Regions from separate parts of the Mus musculus genome. Here region 2 is linked to region 1. The links are chromatin loops, found by intact Hi-C in ENCODE. Cell type or tissue: left cerebral cortex. All regions are shown on one strand. Each heading gives the region's core, and the rest is flanking DNA. Links, peaks and the distances in the headings are about the cores only.

The links. A loop is a pair of places that touch in the nucleus more often than their neighbours do. Peaks named below come from ENCODE experiments on the same cell type or tissue, not always from the same donor. Only the 100,000 strongest peaks of a DNase experiment are listed, where the experiment ranks them.
Region 2: it touches region 1 in a loop (4-fold over the local background); 2 of 42 quality-filtered maps call a loop at or near these places.

Annotation. Positions count from the first base shown.
Region 1 is chr1:76,480,282-76,488,017 of GRCm38, forward strand. No RefSeq gene overlaps it. Among named protein-coding and RNA genes, the nearest start is that of Gm17751, 5.0 kb to the right of the region's middle. In left cerebral cortex, for the core only: a CTCF peak has its summit at 4,283; DNase peaks (open chromatin) are centred at 3,575 and 4,124; H3K27ac peaks cover 1,291 bases.
Region 2 is chr1:75,649,031-75,656,766 of GRCm38, forward strand. No RefSeq gene overlaps it. Among named protein-coding and RNA genes, the nearest start is that of Slc4a3, 110 kb to the left of the region's middle. In left cerebral cortex, for the core only: CTCF peaks have their summits at 3,658 (motif pointing right) and 4,715 (motif pointing right); DNase peaks (open chromatin) are centred at 3,684, 4,201, 4,754 and 4,910; H3K4me3 peaks cover 249 bases.

The DNA of each region.
Region 1 (7,736 bases), core at 2,065-6,064:
CAAAAGAAGTCACTTGATATGCACTTACTGATAAGTGGATATTAGCCCAGAAACTTAAAATACTCAAGGTACAATTTGCAAAACACAAGAAAATCAAGAAGAAGGAAGACCAACCTGTGGATACTTCATTTCTCCTTAGAATAGGGAACAAAACACCCATGGAAGGACTTACAGAGACAAAGTTTGGAGCTAAGATGAAGGATGGACTATGCAGAGACTGCCCCACCCGGGGATCCATCCCATAATTAGCCACCAAACCCAGACTCTATTGCATATGCCAGCAAGATTTCGCTGAAAGGACCCTGATATAGCTGTCTCGTGTGAGGCTATGCCAGTGCCTGGCAAAAACAGAAGTGGATGCTCACAGTCAGCTATTGGATGGATCACAGGGCCCCCAATGGAGGAGCTAGAGAAAGTACCTAAGGAGCTGAAGGGGTCTGCAACCCTATAGGTGGAACAACAATATGAACTAACCAGTACCCCCGGAGCTCATGTCTCTACCTGCATATGTATCAGAAGATGGCCTAGTAGGCCATCATTGGGAAGAGAGGCCCCTTGGTCTTGCAAACTTTATATGCCCCAGTACAGGAGAACGCCAGGGCCAGGAAGTGAGAGTGGGTGGGTAGGGGAGCAGGGTGAGGGGAGGGTACAGGAAACTTTCAGGATAGCATTTGAAATGTAAATAAAGAAAATATCTAAAAAAAAAAAAGAAAGAAAGAAAGAAAGAAAGAAGAAAGAGAGAGAGAGAGAAAGAAAGAAAGAAAGAAAGAAAGAAAGAAAGAAAGAAAGAAAGAAAGAAAGAAAGAAAGAAAGAAAGAAAGAAAGAAATGTGCAACAGAGTCTGGAGATTGGTACCCTATGAGGAAGAGGCCAGTGAACAAATGCTACACTTCTGGTAGCAGTTTTGGATTGTGGAGGGCAACTGTGGCCTTGGTTTCTGAAGAGTGTGGGAAGAGAAGGTCTGTTTAGTTCTAAAAGTGGATAGTTGTTTAGATATTGATTTCTGACCATGGCAAATGGAAACTGCAAATTCCTGTCTCCTGTCTCCCTCAGCTCAAGCACTCAGTCTGCCTCCTGTTTGGTGCTTCCTGCTGCACTGCTACATCCCAGTTCTTATGTGCATGGGTGAAGTCCATGACCTTTGCTACGTCAAAGTTCTTATGCATTGCATGATTTTCACTGCCGACTTAACTATCCTTGACTAGGCCATATTTTCTTATTTAACCCCCCTCTGATTTTGTTCCTGAAGTTTCAAAATTACTTTAGCATTGTTTTTATTTCTCTCTCTCCCTCTCTCTGTGACTCTCTCTGTGTGTGTTCATGTGTGTGTATATGTGTGTTTCATGCCACTTGTGTTTAGGCATCAGAATAAGGCATCAATTCTCCAGAGATGGAGTTATAGACAGTTGTGACCCACCTAACATGGAAACAGAACTTGGGTCCCTGCAAGAGTAGCATGTACTCTTAACCACTGAGTCATGTTTCCAACACCTCAGTTAATTTTTAACTTTGAAAAATGTGAAATGTGTGTGGGGAGAGGGGGGTTAAAGGTTGACACTGGATGTCTTCCTCTGTTGTTTTCTATCTTTTGAGACAGGGTCTCTCATTGAACCCAGAGCTCCTTGATCCATCTAAGCAGGCTAGCCTATTATCTGCCGGTATCTGCTTACTGCTGCCCCACAACACTGAGGCTTTACCAACATTATGCTTTTATATACCTGCTGGGGATGATAACTCAGGTCTTCTCCTCAGGTCCTACATTTTAAACATTGTTAGCGTTCTTTTCTGTATATTTGTAGACCTCCAGCATCTCCATCATATTCACATTAATAAAAGGATTAAATGCATTAACTCCACTCTCATTTTCCTTTGGTGATTTCACTCTGGGAATTTTTGTCAGCTTTTCACAGTTTGTGGAGAGACAGAAAATAGAAGCACACTTGTCATTTTCAAGAGAGAATTGACCTTCTGTATAAAACCTAGCCAAAACAAAACAAAACAAACAAACAAACAAACAAACAAACAAAAACAAAAAAAAACAAAGGCATAAAAAAGAAATCCTATTTTATGTACATCTTTGAATTATATAGAAAGTGCATTTGAATGGTCCAATAAATCTATGCTTCTATGTAAGTTTCCATATACCTATATTGAGATAAAAACAAATGTGTATGCTGGGTCAGCCTCTTTAAAGACAATCTTGAAGTTCGTTGAAAAAGAAAACCACTTACTGGTAACATTTTCTTTTCTTGACAGTACTCGCTGAGTCAAGGAACCTAACCAACCATTTTAGCTGCTAGCTCTGAGTGGCAGGAGTCAGGCTTCTCTTAGCCCTGTTCACAGGGCTTCATTCTGTCTCTATCCTCCTGGAACAAAGGGTCAGGTCTGGAGATGTTTTGTATAAACCATCACAGGTCTCCAACCAGGAACAGAATCCACGTCATGTTCATATTCTAGACACTATGCCCTAGAGGCTAGTGTGCTCAGTTTCCAAGAAGAGTAGGCATGGCCTCTTTGTCATCAAAGCAGAGTTGTAGGAGCCACTGGGGCCACACTGGTTGGACACAAATCTGGCTGAGATTCTCAATGCTGGTTCCTCCACTTCCCACAATTTCCCTTTGGGCAGCCGTTTCTCACATTTTAAAGAGAGTATTTGGTAGTGAGGATGCCGACTACCTGAAGTTACATGAAAGTTGAATGCACTAAGGCATGTAAAATGCCTATGAGTGCCTGTCTTATGATCAGGATTCAGGACATAGTGTAGACTATTATTATTTTAATCTATTTATTCTCAAAATCATTGAAAATTGGCTTAATCTTTTTTATTCACATGTCCAGACTCTTTTACAATCTGCTCAAAGGATCCTTCAGACTATTCGCTGGTGAGTTGGGAAGATGTCCTTTTAGATTTTAAAGTAATTCTATGCTCTCTAACTTAATAAAAAATACTGATAGTGTGTAAATATAGGTTATACATTCTCCCCTACGTGTAGATTTCTGTGTCCAAAAGCTGACAGTTAGCCAGTTAAGATAATTCAAGAGACTGAGAAAAATTACTTCCTCAAGGTATTGACATACGTTGCCCATGGGGTAGTATTAATATTCTTGGAAAAATTAAAACTGATTTACCCAAAAAGCATGTTTTCATGATTCACCTATGGATATGTACATGCCTAGAGAAATATATGTTTTGTGTGTGTGTGTGTGTGTGTGTGTGTGTGTGTATACATGCTATTTCTTCTTCTTTTTTTAGTCAAATGCCACCATGCTGCATATGTTGTCTGCAAGTTGTGTTTCTATTCGGTGGTTTGTTTTTTGAGATTGATCCATGCCAGTTTGTGTAAACTTAATGCACTGCTTTTGACTGCTGAATACCACGCCAGCAAATAAATATGCTATATCTTATGTATTGGCAAGTCGTCCGGATTTCCAATTGTCTCTAAACTTAGGATGTTTCAAGAGGGGTGTCTGAGTCATGTAAGCACTTAGGCACCGCCTCAAAACTAGTTGTCTATCCATTGCTTTCAGCAAGTCCCTCATTCTCCAGTGGTGAGGTGTGTTTTCTTCCTTTGTCTCCCTGCAGACACCTGGCCAAGCGCCCTCAGCTCCCATCTCCTCCTTAGAGGATGGAATTCTCTTGAGGTCAACGCAGAGACCCCAGGCAAATGCTCAGAGGCATCAGGTGCCTTGGTCTGTCATTCATACCATGCCCAGCCACATCTGGTCCTGAGAGAAGGTGGGCTGAAGCGTTTCAGTTGCTCCTCTGGTCTCCAGCCTTACGGAGCTGCTATGAAATTAGACACCAGTGAATTGTTCAGGACATGTTTTGGACAAGTAAACTCAACCATAAAATTATAAATACTAGTCATCTGAAGCTCTGAATGGTTGAGAGCAATAGCTAATTAAGTAGATGGTGCAGTGCGTTTTACTTGCAGAATGCCTTGTTGGAGAGACAGAGGCTTCTAGGCTGGCATCAGGTCAGCACAGAATCTTCTTCTCGGGGGGAAAACAGATTTCATCTTGCAATCCACGATGCTCTGAAATTTCTAATTTGAGGCTCTGTGAAGAGATGCACAATCTGGTGCTTCATGCTCCATGGTTGGATCCACTCAGGCCCATCTGCTCACTGGGAAAGACTGGAGGATGCTTTCCTTTTGGTATTTTAATTTCAGGTGTAGGTGTTTCAAAAAAGGCAGCTACTAAAATGAGTCTTCTTGAGATATGTGATGTAAATGTTTAAGTCAAGCGACAGGATGGGTTTGGCTAGCAATTCATACCATCTAGTGCTCCCTGCAGGAAGCTCTGGTGGGCATAGGCATTTAAGACAGAGTGAACTTCAGGCCTGTCTTTCCCCAGGAGTCGAAGGTATAGAAGGCTGATGGAGCCTGTGGCCCTGGAGCGGTCAGTGAAATGAAGTTCTCCTTTGGGGTTTTCAGATCCATCTCTGACTTTTGCTTTTCAGATTTCTGTTGGTTATAGCTGTGAGAAAAGGTGCTTTTGTGCTTGGCTACTTGAAATCTCCTGGGAAGCATCCAGTTACCATCCAAGGCAAAAGTAAAGGTTGACTCTCTAGGGCTGTGGGGTTTTGTTGTGTTTTGTTTTTTTTTTTTTCTTGTAGTTTGTCAAAAGCTAAATTTTATATTTTTATCTTCGTATTTCCTGAAAAAGAATAGAACACTATTAGACTTATTTCTATCAAGGCAGCTGGTATGTGAGAGCATCAACCACCCTGCCTTCCCCAAATAATCAAGGGAACCAACCAACCAACCAACCAAACAAACAAACAAACAAACAAACAAAAAACAACTCCACCAAAACAAGCAAACAAGCAAGCAAGCAACAAACAATAAAAAACAAAAACATAATCAAAAGCAAAGCAAAACAAAACAAAAATGAAAGCTGAGCTAGATATGGTGGTGCACACCTTTAATTCCAGAACCTGGGAGGCAGAGGCAGGTGGATCTCTGTGAGTTTGAGGCCAGCCTGGTCTACAATGCTAGTTCCAGGACTACCAGGGTTGTTACACAGAGGACCTTCTGTAATAAGGTCACAACAAGAGAAACAAATGAAGAAAGAAAGAAAGAAAGAAAGAAAGAAAGAAAGAAAGAAAGAAAGAAAGAAAGAAAGAAAGAAAGAAAGAAAGAAAGGAAGAAAGAGAGAGAGAGAGAGAGAGAGAGAGAGAGAAAGCAAAAACGAGAGAAAAAGAAAAAGGAAAAGAAAAAGAAAAAAGAAAAAGAAAAGGCAAACAAGCAAGCACACTGGTTCAAATCCCAGCTCTGGTGCTTTCCTTTCCTGTGTCTGAACACGTTTCTTAAATAGTTCACCCTTGGCATTGTTTCTGCTACTGATACAGACAGCATTCTCTGCACTGATGGAGGGAATGGATGGTGGACAGTTGACACAGCCTGCTCTGAGCCATCTCTCCTTTGAGGTCAGCTCTGTTGAAGATTGTCATAACTATGCTGACACAGTTTAAAGCCTAGCACTGTAACACCTCCATCTAGAAGAGAATGATGCCTTGCTTACTGCATGGCAAAGGCTGATAGTTTTGTGAACTTACTTTGAGTATTTTTACCTCAAGATCGTGCCTCAGTTGCATCTCTCTGCTAGTTTCCTCTCTTCTAGAACACCAGGGTATTTGTATACTTGTCATCTTAACCAGACACTGGAATGGGGAAAGGGTTGTTTTATTTTGAAAAAAGGCCTCACTATGTTGCCCAGGCTGACCTTGAATTTGTGGACCTATAATCCTTTGTGCCTCAACCTCCCAAGTCCTGAAATTACAGATCTCTGTCACCAGGTATCACTAAGAGAAGATTAAATAAGTTAAAATAGACATCATTTGATGTTTAGAAGGGTATTTGAGTCTTTTTTTTTTATTTTGGCAGAGTTTGGAAGTGAAAACTATAAAACTGGGCTCTACAATACATTCATAAAATAAAAATGATGGATTTGGGGACAATCTATGCCCAGCTAGCTCTCAAAATGGCTAGATGCCTGGTAGGAATGCCAATGATACTGGAACAGTTACAACATAGCTAATTTTTTATAATGAAAAGAGAGGTCTGAGATCATTTTCTTTTGGATGTAAGATGTTTCTGTGTAGTATGACTTATTTAAATTTTCTTTTTGGTATATTTTGCTTATTGGTGTGTGTGTGTGTGTGTGTGTGTGTGTGGTATGTGGTGTGACCCTGCTACTCCTATGCTGTTACAAACTAGGCATTCCATAAATGGCTCAACAAGTCCACTTACACTTCTCCTCAGTGACTATATCTAGGCTTACAACTTCTATCTCTGCCATCTATGTGGCTCTGCAGTTCATTTACATAGACCACATTGTCCAGAAAAAGGCTGAACTCAGTCTTGCATTTCCAAGTGTCTGTTAGCAAGCCACTTTCTTTGTGTCACTGTCCCTGAGAGGTTAAAGTCATTGAGGTCCATGCTGAGATGCTGCAGTGACAGAGAAGATGCCAGTCCACAGGCTAACTCAGTAGATTTGGGTCCTCACTTAACTCTTTCAGGCCTCTGTTTTGGTTTTGGGTTGTTTTGGTTTGCTTTTGCTTTGTTGTAGCTTATAGCATACTGTGATATATGTTGATAAATCTCAAGAGCAGCTTAGAAGCTTGAGCACATCAATTAAAGGAGGAACTGTTCGTCTCTCCCTCTGTTTCCTTCCAGAAATCCCTGGCTCTTCTCTTTTGCAGCACCTCTATCTTCCATTACCTGCTTATCCCTGGCACCTCTGCAAGTCAGCCTGGGGTTCCTAGTGCCCATGGGATGCCCAGAGGCCCATACGCTCTCAGTGGAGCACAGGCTTGGCCCTCCCCCTGGCAGCAGTAATAAGGAATTATCATCCTTCCTGAATGTTCTCTATGAAGGAGAAATTGCCACTTGAAGCTTTCTATGGAATTTCAGCTGGCTAATCAAATCACTTCAACCGGTTTACTTTGAAAGGACTTAATTTTTATTTTTACTAATAAATTAGTGAATTTATTTCTTCCAGATAGCCCACTCATATTTTAATCTGAGCTTTCAGAACGTAGTATGTTTGTTGAATCAAAGCAAGGGTTGCTGTGGAGGTGATCTGACAGGTTTCGGGTATTATTAGAGTATTAGAGCAAGAGGAGACTCTCCACGCTACTCAGGTGATGCTTTGCACAGCAGGCACTCACCTGCCCTTAACTCTCATTGACTGAGTCCCTGACTCAGGGTATTGCTCTGGCTGGGAGGCCTCAGTACAGTGCTGTATCTATCCCATAATAAGCTATGTCACTATCGTCATGGAACATAAAGCCCCTGTGCCTCACGCAGACTCATCATCTGTCCTTCACAGTTCTTAGAGCAGTGATTCTTCTTCACCTGTGGGTTGTGAACGCCTTTGGTTGCAGTTCAGCTCTTCTGGATATGAGAAATTTACATTATGACTCAGAACAGTAACAAAATTACAGTTACACTTGGGAGTGAGAATTCTCATTGCAGTCTCAGGCAGAGTTTACTTATGATATAAAAGACCATTTTCACTTTTCATGTTTTTTTTTTTTAAATTCATTTTACATCCCCATCACTGCGTCCCTCTGAGCACCCACCCACACACACACACACAATCCCTGCCTCTACTCATTCCCTTTCTCCTGTGAGAGGGTAGAGGCCCTCCCTGGTACCTCACGTCTCTGTGGGTTTAGGGGCATCCTTTCCCCCTGAGGCCAGGCAAGGCAGCCCAGCTAGAAGAACATA
Region 2 (7,736 bases), core at 2,259-6,258, 830 kb before region 1:
CAGCCATCTGTAATGAGGTCTGATGTCCTCTTCTGGTGTGTCTGAGACAGCTACAATGTACTCATATACATAAAATAAATAAATCTTTAAAAAATGACTTGAATGTATACTGGCAGTTAAGGACAATTTGAATTATTTAATTCTAATTTTAGTAAAATTCTTTGAGACAGACTTTCATTATGTAACCTCAGCTGGCCAGGAACTTACTATGGAGACCAGGCTGGTCTTGAATTCACAAGAGATCTGACTGCCTCTGAGTCTCAAGTGCTGGGATTAAAATGTCCAACCCCTACCCTCTGTGTGTGTGTGTTAACACAGTATTTGTGGTGTGTGCTTATGTGGGTGGTAGATACATATATGTATGTGTTCATGAGGGTGGTAGATATGTGTGAGCATGTATGAACACAGAAGTCAACAGCTCTCTTCCTCTACTGCTCTCCACTGTACTTTTGGAGACATGGTTTCTCATCGAACTTGGAGCTTGCTATTTCACCTAGCCTGGCTGGCTAGTGAGCGCCCATGAGCCACTGTCTCTGCCTCTGTCACTGTCATCTGCTCTGGGTGACAAATAGATGTCTGCCACTGTGCATAGATTGCTTAGGGATCAGAACGCAGGCTCTCATGTGCATGGTAAGCACTTTACCCACAAGGACACCTTCCCCATTTCTCCACATTTTTCTTTTGATTTTGAGGCAGGTCTCACATTAGCCTAAGCTGGTTTTGAACTCCCGATATAGCCAAGGATGATCCTGAATGTCTGGTGCTCTTGCTTGACCCCTTCAGTGTTGGGGTTATAGGTGTGCACCATTGTGACCAGCTTACGTGGTGTTGAGGACCAAAGCCAGGGCTTCTTGCATGCAAGGCAAGCACTTCACCAACTGAGCTACTTCACCAACTGAGCTACAGTCCCAGCTCCGAATCGAGCTTTCTTAGTTCCAGGTCTGCATTTTAGTCTAACGCATGTTGCTAGAGCAGTATATCATAGACTGGGTCATTTGTAAAGAAAACAGTATTTATTTCTCAAGGTGTAGGAGGCTGGAAGTTCAATATTAAGGCACCAGCATCTAGCAAGGGCAGTGTCGTTCCACAGAGGAAGGCAGAAGGTGAACAAGAACACCTGCACACGAGGCAGAGACAGACGAGGGCTGAACGGCTTTCACTGCAAACCTGCGGTAGCAGATTCACTCCTGCAGCACTGAATGCTGATGCATGCTGATGATGACGAGGATGAGGAGGATGATGATGATGATGATGACAGGATTTCTCTTTGTGACCCTGTAACTAAAACTTGTTCTGTAGACCAGGCTGCCCCCAAATGCAGAGATCCACTTGTCTCTGCCTCCCAAGTGCTAAAGTAAAAGGCCCACACCCCTACCCCTGCCTGCGGATCCACTCTTGATGTGATAATTTTCAGTGTCTAATCAAGTCTTAGAGATTCCCACTTTTCAACCCTGTTGTACTGAAACCAAGTTCCTGGCTCATGGACTTTGGAGGACACATTCAACACATAGCAAGGTCTGTATCTTTTCTTAAAGATCTTCTCTATACCATTTCATAGAGTAAACCAAGACAAAACCATGTGTGTTGAGGAGTGTCAATTGGTATTCTTAGGAAAGATTGTTCATTCTTTTTTTTTTTTTTTTTTTTTTTTTTGGTTTTTTCGAGACAGGGTTTCTCTGTGTAGCCATGGCTGTCCTGGAGCTCACTTTGTAGACCAGACTGGCCTCGAACTCAGAAATCCGCCTGCCTCTGCCTCCCGAGCGCTGGGATTAGTGTGTGTGTTAGCAAATGAAAAGCAAGGAAGGGAAGACATCATGGCCAGTTCCAGGAATTGTGTCAGAGTTGGTTGTAGAAGTTACACTTTGGTTCTTCCTCCCACTCTACGCTCCAAGAAACAAGACCCAGACTCTAAATCTATTTACAAATACCTTGCCATATAGTTCGGCTCTTCTCTGACTAGATCATAACTTATTATAATCCAGTTACTCTAGTCTACCTTCTGCCCCATGGCTGGTTACCTGTGCTCAGGTGCCATGCCTCTGTCTTGTCACATCTTCCCAGGCCAATCTCCTGCTCCTGGCTCTATCCCAGAATTCTTTCTCCCTCCCAGATGTCCCACCTTCTATTCTACCCTTTCCTATAGGCTGTAGGTTTTTGTAATTGACAGGTGATGCATCCATAGAACACACAAGATATTCTCTCCACAGTTCATCTACGTGTTTCTGTCCTCGTTCCCCCCCCCCCCCCCCGCAGGTGCAGGAGACCAGCACACACCATAATGATTATGGCTTCATCTTCCCTCTCTCCTTCCATGTCTACTCTCTGATTTTCAAAGTGTTTCTGAGTGTGAAGTAGTCTGGCCTCTTGTCAGCCAGAGAGCTAGGGAAAGGGAGAGTGTTGGCTTCAGAAAGGCATGTGACAGAAATACTAGCCTTTCATTATGTAGGAATATAAAAAAGATTTAAAATAAACCCTTCATTTAATTTGAATATTTTATTGGTAACGATGGTGCATGAGTTATATGACACTGGATACTGATGCCTTTTATAGGCATTTGAGAATTTTTATAGTTTATTGACATATGGGCCAGTTTCCCTCACTGAGTGGGGCTCAGAGCTTGCTCTCTGGGTGTCTCTCCTCTTTCACCTTCTTGATTTAACAGTCACATTGGCAGAATTATTAGTCAATTAAAAACATTTTAAAGAGACTTTGCCCAGCATTTCTGTGGAAAACCTGAAATATGGTATTTTTGTTTTAAATTTGGACAAACTAGAGACCAAAGTGACCTCTGTAATCAGGGTAAGCTGATAGTTGAAAATGTCTGAGAGTAGCACGAGGCACCCCATCTTCTGCTTGTCGAAAGCAACGGAAGCTCTGTGGAGAGATCTGGCCACCCAGGGATGAAGTGGAAGTGATTTTGTTCTGAGCACTGTTGAGTCTTCAAGCGTGAGCTAACTCATTCCCAGTCTGCACAGCACAATGGATTATGAAATGGGACTATTGGAAAGAATTGAAAACTTTTAGGGATGGGGAGATGGCTCAGTGGGTAAAGGCATTTGCTGCCAAGCCTTATGACCTTGGCTCAATCCTGGGCCCACCACAGGAAGGAGAGAACTGAGTCCTGGAAGTTGTGCTCCACAAGCACACCATAGCAATGTGAACACACACACACACACACACACACACACACACACACACTAAATAAATGCAAAAAATAACAATTCAGTTCCTAAATTGAGGGCTTAGCAATCAAATGACTACAGATATTAATGAGATACTTAGGGGCAACAGTTTTATCATTACCCTAGTTAGTTTCTATATTTCAAAATAAATTGCAAATTATTCATTTCATCAATGACATATAAACAAGAAGCAAAGAAAATAAATGATTGTTTGCCACATGAAAACATTTCTTATTTTTTCTACTGAATAATTATTAAGCATAAAAAAACCTAATTGAATCTCATTTCTACAAATCATTAAGGAGTTTTTGAGCCAAACAAGCCATGGCCTTTTTGCTGATGGGATTGTAAATATCACCAGTCTAGAAAAAAATTAGCCGATCATTTATTCTGCAGAGGGCATTACTGCATTTCTGTAAACACATCATGTCATTGTAGAGTTGGGAAATTGACCAGAGGCTGGGGAAAAAAAAATCTCACTTGGCCAGCAGAGGTCACTCTTTCTCCTTTATCGATCCCAGTAACCGGCTTCTGAGTGTTTAGTCAAAGGTGTTTTGAGCTTGAAGCTCAGCCAGAGGCTGTGGAAATAATACACATCATCAAGGCGAGCTCTGCTTTCTTACACACATGCACGCACACATGCACGCGCGCGCGCACACACACACACAGACAGACACAGAGTTTAAATGTTTTACTCTAGCTGGACAACTCACATACATATAATAAGAGCCACTCGGTTATGCATGTTAATGCATTTCTTTAATTAATCTGTTTCATCAACTATTACTCTAATGCTTACTGGTGCCAGCTCCAATTCTGCCCAGTTCTCTGACTTATGAACCAAAGCTTAGATTTCTATAAATACCTGCAGGTGACTGGCATGAACCTTTAGAGAGAGTTTCTGCAGAGGAACCAGGAACTAACTAGGACCAGGCTGTATTGAACCCTGGCCAAGCAGAGAGGCCAGTGCCAGGCACTGAGGGTTAAGCTGGAGAGGTACATACCCTACCCTGGCTTCTGTGTTTGGCTTTGTTATGGAAACAAAAGCATATGCTAGCAGTTCTTTCGAAGGTTGGGCCATAGAATGAATTTAGATGAATTATACATGAATATCCAAAGTATAGGCCAGTCATAAGTATCTATAGATGGTCACGACAGCTGAGTGATGGAACTGTCTAGTAGTGAGGTAAACCACTCAGCGTTTGTCTGGCCAAATCATTAAAAGTATTTCAGTAATTCATTTTTAATATCTTTCTTTATGGGGGACATAGTGGGCATTTTTAGGAAGTGCCTGGGAAAGTTGAGCTTTTGGTTTGCCAATGATTAGCTAAGATCTTTTCTAACTCTTCCATCCCATCTCCTCCTTCCCCCTTCCCTCCCTTCCTGTAGCACCCCCTTCCAGTCCTTTTCTGTCCCTCCCTTCGATTCCCCTCCCCCACTCTTTTTCTTTCCTGAAATACCAATTTCATACAGAATTTTAAAAACGTGGTGGAAATCTGAGATTCTCCGTGGCTGTTTTTCCTTTGGCCACCAGGTGGCGCCATCACAGTGCGCCGGGGTCTAGGCAACCCTTCCTAAAGAACGGAATGTGTCTCTTCCTTAGGTGGTGGGTAGCTTAATGACTAGGTCCGTAGCTCCCTGTAGTGCCTGCGAGGAGCTGCATCCAGGGGAGGAAGATCTATTGGGCTTCCTCACATCGCCCTCTGAAACCTTGGTTTCTCTGGTCTGTGGTTTTGTGCTGGGCCAGCTGCCATCTGCTTACCCAGAATGCCTTGCAAAAGTGTGCTGGAGCCAGCTGGTGTACTTGCTAGAGACTGGTTAAGTAGCCAGGAATTTTGTGAACTGATTGTTGGACCATTGGCAATTAGACATCAGCCTTGGTGGGCGTATTTGAGGCACTAAAAAATCACACGACTTCGTCCTGTTTGCTGATGTATGAGTACTCTTGCCTTTGTGACCCTCGGTTGTATCCAAAACCAACCAACCAATCAAACCATAGTCCCCTGTTGCCTGACGTTAAAAGTGTCAAATTAAAAAAAAAATGCAAATATTTGTAGGGAAGGAAAAAAATTCCTCCTTTTTCTTATCTTTCTTTAAAAGCTTTGAAGCAAAAGTTGTTTCTTTTTAAATGATCAAGTATAGATTTCTGCTCTTCTAGCTAGAGTTTAGTCAAAAGCTGAGGGGATTATTCCAGCTTTCAGCCTCAATCCGATTCCTCTCCTGAAATTAACGTTTGGCCTAGCTATTTTTCCTTCCTGTCTCCCCAGTTTTATTTAACATCCCTTTATCGCCCTCACACTGTGAAACTCTGGCCTCCTGAAGGTGTGTGTCCCCTGACATTGTCCCTGGCCTAGACACCAGTCTTTACCAGTCCTTTAGGACTCAGAAAGCCGTCCAGGTGTAGGTGCACCTAGGCCGCATGCGCTCATGGAGTGCTTGTCAGGAACGATTGTCGTTTTCCGGTTCTCCACGGCGACATTGTTTTACTCCCTGATAGGCCGAGCCTGGACTCCACGGCACGGCTCCGACTGCTTCGGAGGCAAACTCAAGGGAGAAGACAGTCAGTACCCATTGCCTGGGTACTGAGCACTGTTCCTCCTCAGGCTGAGGAGGGCGCACCTAAGTTGGTGCCAGCATTGGAGGGAGGTTGTGGAAGCAGAGGCTTAGAGCTGCTGTGGGGAGAATCCTGTTGAGGACGCTATCACAGCTTCTGCTATAAAACCATTGTCTAGACGATGGTTCACTCCTGTTTGTTGACTGCCTCAGCGAGCCTCATCCCTTGGGCAGAACATTTCTTTTGCACAGATGTTGCATTAGCTGCTCAGGGTGCCATAAAGAGACTTTGCACACTGGGAGGCTTAAGTGACTGGCATTTATATTCTCTCTGTGGAGGCGAGAAGCCCCACAAACTTAATTTATGGTGAGGGCTCTCTTCCCAGCTTCTAGATAGCCTTTTTTCCCCCCTGTATGGCCATGGAAGGGTCTTTCTCCATGGAGTGTCTATTAACTCTTCCTACAAGGACACACTACTAACGGGTTAGGGCCCTAGGACTCCATGAACCTTTAATACCTCCCTAAAGCCCGACATCCAAATAAGTCTAACTGGGGACTAGGGATGCAGTATACAAACTACTGTGGGCCCACAATTAAGTCCATAGCAAATGGCAACTGATGGTTTTAAAAACATTTGGAGCAAGAAGAAATGCGAGGACATAGTCTCCTTTAATCACCGTCTCAGGTTTACCAGATGTATTTAGGAAACTCTTCTACCTGGTCCAATTGCTGCTAGTGTGGGGTAAAGTCATGATTTTTTTTTTCCTGCTTCCCCATGTCCCCATAAGGAGGACCGAGACCTCGTCCTCATTCTGATCCAAGCTTCAATTACCCTTCAGAATTTCCCCACTCACAATTAATGCTTACCCATTTGTAATTAAATAATAAATCTGTGTCATAATTTGAGGAGATTTCCGGTGGCCAACTGAAACAGCGATGGGATTCATAATTCCTTAAAGGCAGAGGCATGCTCTTTCTAAAAACTCTCATAAAATAGTGGATTTAAAAAGTTCTCTGTATTACCTCCTATTTTCTTCTTGCCAACTGATTTTTTTTTTCCTCTGATTCCCTTGTCTTCGTCTGGTTGAAGACACAAAATAGAGTGTAAGTCGAAGAGCATGCGTGTTTGTGAACTTTTTATTCCTCTCTAAGTGTTTTTCTTAAAAAAAAATGATTCCTATCTCTCTCTTGATGGGGAAGTTCTTGTGTTTCTTAGAAGCCTTTGTTCTGTACTTAGAGACCTGGGGAGGAGCAATGGGGGGGGGGGGTTCCGGGTAGGGGGTGGAAAATGTTGGTGACACTGGGAAAAGAAGTCTGAGCACATGCTAGTCTTCTGTGTACATTTGCATTTATCAGGAAACTTCTGGAAGCAAGATGCTTGCATGCAAAGACTCTGGCTGCCTGTGCTGAGAGTTTCAGGTTGGACTGTGAGATTGTGTGGGGTACTGTGTGGTTGTGTGGGGTACTGTGTGGTTGTGTGGGATACTGTGTGGTTGTGTGGGATACTGTGAGGTTGTGTGGGATACTGTGAGGTTGTGTGGGATACTGTGTGGTTGTGTGGGATACTGTGTGGTTGTGTGGGGGACTTTCTTTAAATCATTCCGCATACGTCCAATCTGCGTCTTCCCCACCCACCTCAGAGTGGCCCAGAGATCTTGGAGCTGTAGAAGTAGTGGGACTGGACTCAGCCCCATAGACGGTTCAGAGGTGTGCCTGTCTGTAAAAAGCACACTGGTATCTTCCCTAGTCTCCATGTGGGTTAGGCCTTGGGACCAAGTGGCTGGGTATCTGGACTTGGGACAGGAGCCTTGGTCTGGGAGTGGGGCTGAGCATCTTTCCTCCCAACGGATTACTGAATCTCAAGCCTTCAGGGCTGGAGACCCCCTGAAGTCCAGCAAAACAAGCTTTTCCATTCAGATGAACTCGCTGAGGCCTCAGGGGGGGTCCCACCCTCTTTCTGGGCTTGTCAGAGGCACTTAAGAAATACATGTTGACTTGACA